Linked DNA regions of Homo sapiens: region 1 is linked to region 2. Evidence: chromatin loops called from intact Hi-C (ENCODE). Cell type or tissue: endothelial cell of umbilical vein. All regions are shown on one strand. Region 1 has its middle 25 kb from the start of GABRR1. Region 2 overlaps GABRR2 (gamma-aminobutyric acid type A receptor subunit rho2).

Evidence for each region. Hi-C counts contacts between places; a loop is a spot of excess contacts. Peaks named below come from ENCODE experiments on the same cell type or tissue, not always from the same donor. Only the 100,000 strongest peaks of a DNase experiment are listed, where the experiment ranks them.
Region 1: a loop joins it to region 2, with 3 times the contacts of the local background. A loop is called at or near these places in 1 of 110 quality-filtered maps.

The regions. Positions count from the first base shown.
Region 1 is chr6:89,240,479-89,244,478 of GRCh38, forward strand. No RefSeq gene overlaps it. Among named protein-coding and RNA genes, the nearest start is that of GABRR1, 25 kb to the left of the region's middle. In endothelial cell of umbilical vein, a CTCF peak has its summit at 2,288 (motif pointing left); a DNase peak (open chromatin) is centred at 2,303; H3K27me3 peaks cover 259 bases.
Region 2 is chr6:89,297,980-89,301,979 of GRCh38, forward strand. GABRR2 (gamma-aminobutyric acid type A receptor subunit rho2) reads right to left here. Exons shown (of 9, transcript NM_002043.5): 2 at 1,780-1,886. It also overlaps the pseudogene TUBB3P1. Among named protein-coding and RNA genes, the nearest start is that of GABRR2, 15 kb to the right of the region's middle. RefSeq lists enhancers at 1-549, 1-244, 671-740. In endothelial cell of umbilical vein, a CTCF peak has its summit at 1,689; DNase peaks (open chromatin) are centred at 132 and 1,562; H3K27ac peaks cover 2,153 bases.

The sequences.
Region 1 (4,000 bases), 58 kb before region 2:
GACTACAGCAATAGCCGGGAACAGTGGCTCACGCCTGTAATCCCAGCACTTTGGGATGCCGAGGCGGGTGGATCACGAGGTCAGGAGATCGAGACCGTCCTGGCTAACACCATGAAACCCTGTCTGTACTAAAAATACAAAAAATTAGCCAGGCATGGTGGTGGGCGCCTGTAGTCCCAGCTACCCGGGAGGCTGAGGCAGGAGAATGGCGTGAACCTGGGAGGCAGAGCTTGCAGTGAGCTGAGATAGTGCCGCTGCACTCCAACCTGGGTGACAGAGTGAGACTCTGTCTCAAAAAAAAAAAAGAAAGTATTACAGCAATAGCCCAAGAGTTGTAGCCTACTGGCCTGGCCTGCAAATTTCACACTTGCCAGCTCCTAAAATCACATAAGCAATTCCTTGAAATAAATAAGCAAATAAAGTAGGATATATAGCATATATAATGTATATGATTTTATATACATATACATACAACCTACATATGATGCTATACCTGGGCACCTCAGACTAGCCCTGGGGGCCTGCCTGGAGCTCTGCTCCCCACTTTGCTGGCTTGGCTTTGCTCATTCTTTAAATCTCAACCAAAGCTCTCCCTGACTGTTCTACCTAAGTAGATTTTACATCTGTTATTTGCTGTCACTTCAATTTGTTCTTTTCCTTTGAAGCATGTCTAACTACTTTTTTATTGTTGGTCTCCCCAAGGCTTTAATAATCAATGAGACATATTTATTTTGCTCACCACTTAGAACCTTGCCTGGCTTACAGTAGGTGTTCAATAAATATTTAACGAATGAATAAATTAACCTATCAAATGCCTAAAGCTTTTATTTCCTAAAAAGGAAATGCATAAATACATTTAAATTTTTTCTGAGTTTAATTCTGAAGTATTTTCAAAATATAGGAAACAATTTCAGATGTCCATATATTCCTACATTTTAGGAAAAACGTCAACAAGGGTTGAAATAAAAAGTATTTCTGATTAGCATTGATTTCATTTTTAAAAACCCAATACCATAATTGCCCCAATTTTTCTCACCTTGAAAAGTCTATCTAAACCCAAACCATTATGTGAAGCTCATCTCCTCCATAAAATAACCTCTCCTGACCACAGTAGCTCACTGGGAGCTCTCTTTGTCCATGTACCAGTGGTATTTATTTTGTACCACATGACTTTAGGGTTTAATTATTTGCTGCCTAAAATATTTGGCTACTGTTTCACATATTCCTTGTTAGTCCTCTTTCTCAAAGGACAATCTAAATGGCATCACTGTATTTTATTCATCTTTTTATTACAGTCAGCACCCAGAATAACACTTTGTACACTATTGGATGAAAAATTACATTTCTTTTTGAGTTCTTATTTCTCACCATTTTTTGTTTTTGAAACGGAGTTTCGCTATTGTTACCCAGGCTGGAATGCAATGGGCATGATCTCGGCTCACTGCAACCTCCACCTCCCGGGTTCAAGCGATTCTCCTGCCTCAGCCTCCCAAGTAGCTGGGATTACAAGCGCCCACCACCACACTTGGCTAATTTTTTTGTATTTTTAGTAGAGATAGGGTTTCACCACATTGGCCAGGCTGGTCTTGAACTCCTGACCTCAGGTGATCCACCTCCCTTGGCCTCCCAAAGTGTTGGGATTACAGGCGTGAGCCACTGCACCCGGCCTATTTCTCATTGTTGATCAAATAATAAACATCTCCTGCTTAAAGGCCTGGCTCACAAAAACCCACAAATAATAAATGTCTTACAACTACTCAGACCAATTATCTGGTGACTCTCTGAGCAATCCATTAAATACTTGACCAAAATCCTTCTTAGGAAGTTGGGCACTTTAGTCTCCTTCCAATGAGGCAACCCCTACTTCTTACTTTTGCTAGCTCTTTCCACCAGGAGCCATAAGTGATTTTTAAAATGTAATCTCCAGTTTAAATTAGAGGTTATAAATATGAACTATCAATGAAGAGTCAGTAAGAATATATAACGTGCCTTGACTGCTGTTTCCAAATGCCCTAGTGGCTTTTGTGATCAAGAGACACAAACTCATTTTGGAAGCATAGCTGAATTTGTAATGGCCTTCAGCCATGTACTTTCTCCACCAAGGGGCATTAAAATCATGACTACCATGATTTGATGGAAAAGGGAAGGAAGGAAGGAGGGAAGGAAGGAAGGAAGGAAGGAAGGAAGGCAGGCAGGCAGGCAGGCAGGCAGGCATGCTCTTCATATTGTAAACCTTTAAATTAAAATGCATATCCTGTGGGAAAGTGCAGTCCTGTCTCCCTCTGCTGGAATCATAGTAAAAATTGTTTAAGGCAACCTTTTCTTCATTTCCAAGCCTGCCTTTGATTGAAATCCATAGGCTTCTAGGCTCAAATACAGACTCACAAGAAGTCCCCAGGCTTCTTTTTGATCAAATTCGATATGCTTGTCAGGTTTCAGGGACGTCACTAGGGGCAGATGTGGTGGTGAAAAAAGGAAATGTTGTGAGATCAATTAGGCTTAAAGCCACGGTGGCAGTAAGAAGCCCTTCATGGGGGCTGCTAGGATGGAAGAGGTGTGTGGAAATGGGGTCCCCTCAGCATGTTGTCTGAGGACTGAATACAAAATGCAAGGACTTCTTTTGTTGTGCCCCCCAGCAAATCCAACTGCCTTGGAATAATAATAGTTTGCAATTGAATGGTGCTTTGGCATTTACAAAACATTTTCACATCAGTGATTTCATTTGGCCCCAAGAACAAGCCCTTGAAGTAGGCATAGCAGGTTACTACCTCCACTTCCTTGAGGAAGCACCTGAGGCCCAGAAACATAAAGTCATTTGCCCCAGGACACATGATTAATAGATAGGAAAACCTGTGCTTTTGATCCCGGGCTTGGGCTTTTTTGTGAGCTCTGTCCTCTCCTGCCCCTTCCTGAAATGGCTGATCTGTAAAATGATTTTATTTGTGACACATTCTCCTTATTTACCATGTTGCCCAACAGGACATTGTGATGACAACTCAGATCTTTTAGTTAATTAATTCCAGATTCTTCCCTGCTAATTAGAGGAGCTGATTCATTGGAATGAAATAGAGGCTTGGGGGGATGACAAGAATAAATTCTTTGAATGAGAAGCCACATTAGAAACTGTCAACTCTTGAAGAAAAGAAAGAGTGTGATTTAATTTTGTGATAAAATACACAACACACTTAAATTGAACTCATGAGTAAAGATACAATAGGAAGAACAACATAACACAAGTTGTGTGATTTAATGTATTACTATTTAACTTTTTTCAGCATGTGATTGTCTTGACTCACAGAGTAACTTTGATTGCATATAATTTCTTAAAATAAGTTAATATAAATTTCACTGTCTTTTAATCTATTGAAAAATGAAAACAAAATAAGCTTCAGAGTGTTTTCATTCATCTTCATTTTTTTTTTTTTTTCAGATTATTTGGTTCTTTGCTTTAAGGGAAAGAGAAAACACGGGCTCTTTATGAACCAGTGGAACTAATTTTTGTGGACTTCTGCCTTGTGAGGCTTAGGGCTGGGCTTTCCCTAGGTTATGCTTTCCCTAGGGGCTTCTGAAGTCACCATGAATCTTGCTCCATAACCTGGGCCCAGGAGAACATCCAGGGCAGCTTGGATGTGACTATAAATCACAGGTTTGTGGGGATTGCAGCTGATCGTTGATGGCATGAACTTACCTTAGGCATCTTTAAGAATCATGACTATTTTAGGTGGGATAGATGTTGGGGCTCCTCTAAGTTAATCTACCTCATTTACCAACAGCGAACTCATTCAGATGGGTTATTCAGTGTTGTTTGCTTTCCCCAAGTGGCTATAAAGTTGTAGGAGCTTCTTGTTTTTTATTAGTACCATTTAGGTACAACTGGTAATTTCCTGTCCCTTTCAGTCAATGCTGGAGATGGAGCCAGCCGATCTCTAGTGATGTGGTCTTTGGGGCTGTGACCTCTGCTTCTAACTGTTCTGTAGAAAATGCTAAAGTTGGCAATGCA
Region 2 (4,000 bases):
TGCTTAGACTTCCTGGAGCAGATGTAGCTATTTTAAAGCTGCTTATTAGTATAACTTTATTTTCGTAAAATTCCTTGGCAGGCTTGCCCATGACGAATCCCCGAGGAAACCCAAGAGCTACCAGAAATATGGTGGCCTCTTCTTGACCTTCCGTGGGCGTCAATCAGGTTGCGGTTGGAAGGGAGATGAGTCACAGGCCTGTAATCTGCCACCTGCTTTTCTCCTTCTGCTTAGCAGGTGTCAGAGCTCAGGGAATTTAGTGGGAGGCTTTGAGGCCTTTTAAAATGCATAGGCTTCTGGGATAAATTAATTTCTTAATCCCTTAACAGTCACACAAGAGGAAGGTCTGGCAGCTGGGTTTTTCAGAGGGGACAGGAACAAATGTCTGTCAGGGGTTTTACATACATTATCTTGTTTAATCTGGACAACAACCCCATATGTGGGGATTACTCTCCCCATTTTATAAACAAACAAATGGAGGCTCAAAGGATTGGTGACCTGCCTGGAGGTCACAGCTACTCCTTTTTACTGCCCCAGAATGATAGGACCTACTAGAGGATCAAGGGCAGAGAAAAAGGAAAAAGGGAAGCCAGCCCGCCTGGGTCTGTCTTGGCCAAGGTTCATCAACTGAAATTCTTGGTGCCTCAGTTTCCCCAAGAGGAGAGGAAAGTTGGCCCAGGGATCTCATACATTCTGCTATTCTTACCCCACTCTCTGCCTAGTCAGAGCAGATGACTGATTCCTTTCCCAGCTGCTATGGCCTGAATGTTTATGTCCCTGACAAATGTGTATGTTGCAATCCTAACCCGCAATGGGATGGTACTAGGAAGTGGGCCTTTGGAAGGTGATGAGATCCTGAGGGTGGAGCCCTCACCAGTGGGATTAGTGCTCTTAGAAAAGAGGCCCTAGAGAGCTGCCTTGCCCCACCCACTATGTGAGGTTACAGTGAGAAGGCACCGTCTATGAACAGAAAGTGGGCCCTCAGCACACATGGAAACTGTTGGCACCTTGATCTTACTTCCGGCCCCTGGAAACATGAGAAATACGTTTCCATTGTCTATAAACTGCCCAATCTATGGTGTTTTGTGTGAAAGCCAGAACTGACTAAGACACTGTCCACCTTCTCCATAGCATTTCTCTAGTTCCTGGGAAGGACACCCACTGGCCATGCCTCCCCTCCCTGACCCCAAGACTAACAGAGCACCTTTGGGGGCAGGTGTGCAAGAAATCTTTGTAATGAGTTAAGCTCTTGTTGCTGCACTGGAAAACAGGTGACTCCATCAAAACAGCAAACTCCCAGGTAGTCATGGCAACAAAGTTGCAATGCCTTGTTCAGAATTCCACTCACACCCAGACACACACACATGCCAAAATAGTGCAGAGGGAGGGCCACACTAGGACTTTTGAGGATCCTGGGCACCTCTGCCTTCATGGGCCTCTTCCTCTATAAAAATGACAGAGGAGCTATTTTGTGTCCTGATTCTCCTTGCCTGCTCTTATATTTGTAGGACAAAAAAGTTGGCAGCTGCAGGGCCTGTCTCCTTTGTGAATGTAAATGGCTTAGTCACTGGTGGGCCCTCTTTAGTCAACGGCCCTCTCCACTACTTCCTGCTCTTTTCTCCTTGGGAAAATTAGGGACTCAGGAAATGGAGTCAGATTTATGTGAGTGGGAAAATTGCACCATCTGAGGAAGCGCTGTGCCAGAGGGAGCCAGAGAGGGCAGCACATCACATCCCTGGGGCCAACCTCCCACCTGGCATCAAGGAAGAACAGTCCTACCTCCGAAGGCGGGTCTCATGCTGAAGTCGTGCTCGTCCACTCTGAGAAGCTGCTGAGGCTTTCCCTTCCGGATCTTGGTCACATCAAGGTTCTTCTTATATAAGTGACTGTGAAGACAAGCAAGAAACTATTTTCCATCGGCTCTTCAATGCATTGAGTGAGATGATTTGGGCTATTACTCCCTGCAAGATCTACCTGTTAGGTACCTTTTCTCCATTCTACTTCTTGGCCCAGGGGAGAAGGAGGGCTGAAGGACCCTCCACACACACGCCAGATCCTCACAGGTAGACTGACCTGAGGACCAGGTTCTTCTGGAGCCTTCTGAAAGTGGATGCCCTCCTGGGCAGGACAACATTCTACCTTGGTAAAGGCTATAATTGGATGAAAATGGTTGGATTGGCTGCTAGCTAGACTAATAAAGAAGAAAAGGGAGAAGATCAAAATAAACACAATTAGAAATGAGAAAGGGGGCTAGGTGCAGTGGCTCACACCTGTAATCCCAGCACTTTGGGAAGCTGAGGTGGGCAGATTGCTTGAGGTCATGAGTTTGAGACCAGCCTAGCCAACATGGTGAAACCCCATTTCTACTAAAAATACAAAAATTAGCTGGGCATGGTGGCACACACCTGTAGTCCCAGCTACTCAGGAGGCTAGGGCACAAGAATCACTTGAACCAAGGAGACGCAGGTTGCAGTGAGTGGAGATTGCGCCACCCGGGTGATAGAGTGAGACTCTGTCGCAAAAAAAAACAAAAAGAAATGACAAAGGGGATGTTACCACTGACCCCACAGAAATACAAATAACCATCAGAGACTACCATGAACAACTCTGTGTACACAAACTAGAAAACCTAGAAGAGATGGATAAATTCCTGGACACATACACACCCCAAACCAAATAGTGAACCAGGAAGAAATTGATTCCTTGAATAGACCAATAATGAGCTCCGAAGTTGAAGTTGAATCAATAATAAATAGCGTACCAACCAAAAAAAAAAAAAAAAAAAAAGGCCCAGGACCTGATATATTCACAGCCAAATTCTACCAGATGTACAAAGAACTGGTACCATTCCTACTAAAACTATTCCAAAAAATTGAGGAGGCGGGACTCCTCCCCAGTTCATTCTATGAGGCCAGCATCATCCTGATACCAAAACCTGGCAGAAACACACACACACACAAAAGAAAGCTTTAGGCCAATATCCTTGATGAACATTGAGGCAAACAATCCTCAACAAAATATTTGCAAACCAAATCCAGCAGCCCACCAAAAAGTGAATCCACCACAATCAAGTAGGCTTCAATCCCAGGATGCAAGTTTGGTTTAACATACGCAAATCAATAAATGTGATTCATCACATAAAACTAAAGACAAAAGCCACATTATTATCTCAATGGATGCACAAGAGGCTTTCGATAAAATTCAACACTCCTTATTAAAAACTCTTAATAAACTAGGTATTAAAGAAACACACTTCAATACATATGTGACAAACCCATAGCCAACGTCATACTAAATGGGCAAATGCTGGAAACATTCCCCTTGAAAACCAGCACAAGACAAGGGTGCCCTCTCTCACCACTCCTATTCAACATAGTATTGTAAGTCCTGGCCAGGGCAATCAAGAAAGAACAAAATGAAGGGCATCCAAATAGGAAGAGAGGAAGTCAAACTATTCTTGTTTGCAGATGATGTGATTCTGTATCTAGAAAACCCCATAGTTTTGGCCCAAAAGCTCCTTCAGGTGATAAACAACTTCAGCAAAGTTTTGGGATACAAGATCAATGTAAAAAATCACTGGCATTCCTATATGCCAACAATGGTCAAGCCTAGAGCCAAATCAGGAATGAAATCCCATTCATGATTGCCACAAAAAGAATAAAATGCCTAGGAATACAGCTAACCAGGGAGGTGAAAGATCTCTACAATGAGAATTGCAAAAACACCACTCAAAGAAATCAGAGATGTCAGCAGCCAGCCCAGCCCGCCTGCCCGTCCGCAGCCGCCTGCCAGACACGCCCAGTATGAGGGAGATCCTGCACATTCAGGCCGGCCAGTGCGGCAACTAGATCGGGGCCAAGTTCTGGGAAGTCATCAGTGATGAGCATGGCATAGACCCCAGCGGCAACTACGTGGGGAACTCGGACTTGGAGCTGGAGCAGATCAGCATCTACTACAACGAGGCCTCTTCTCATAAGTATGTGCCTCGGGCCATTCGTCG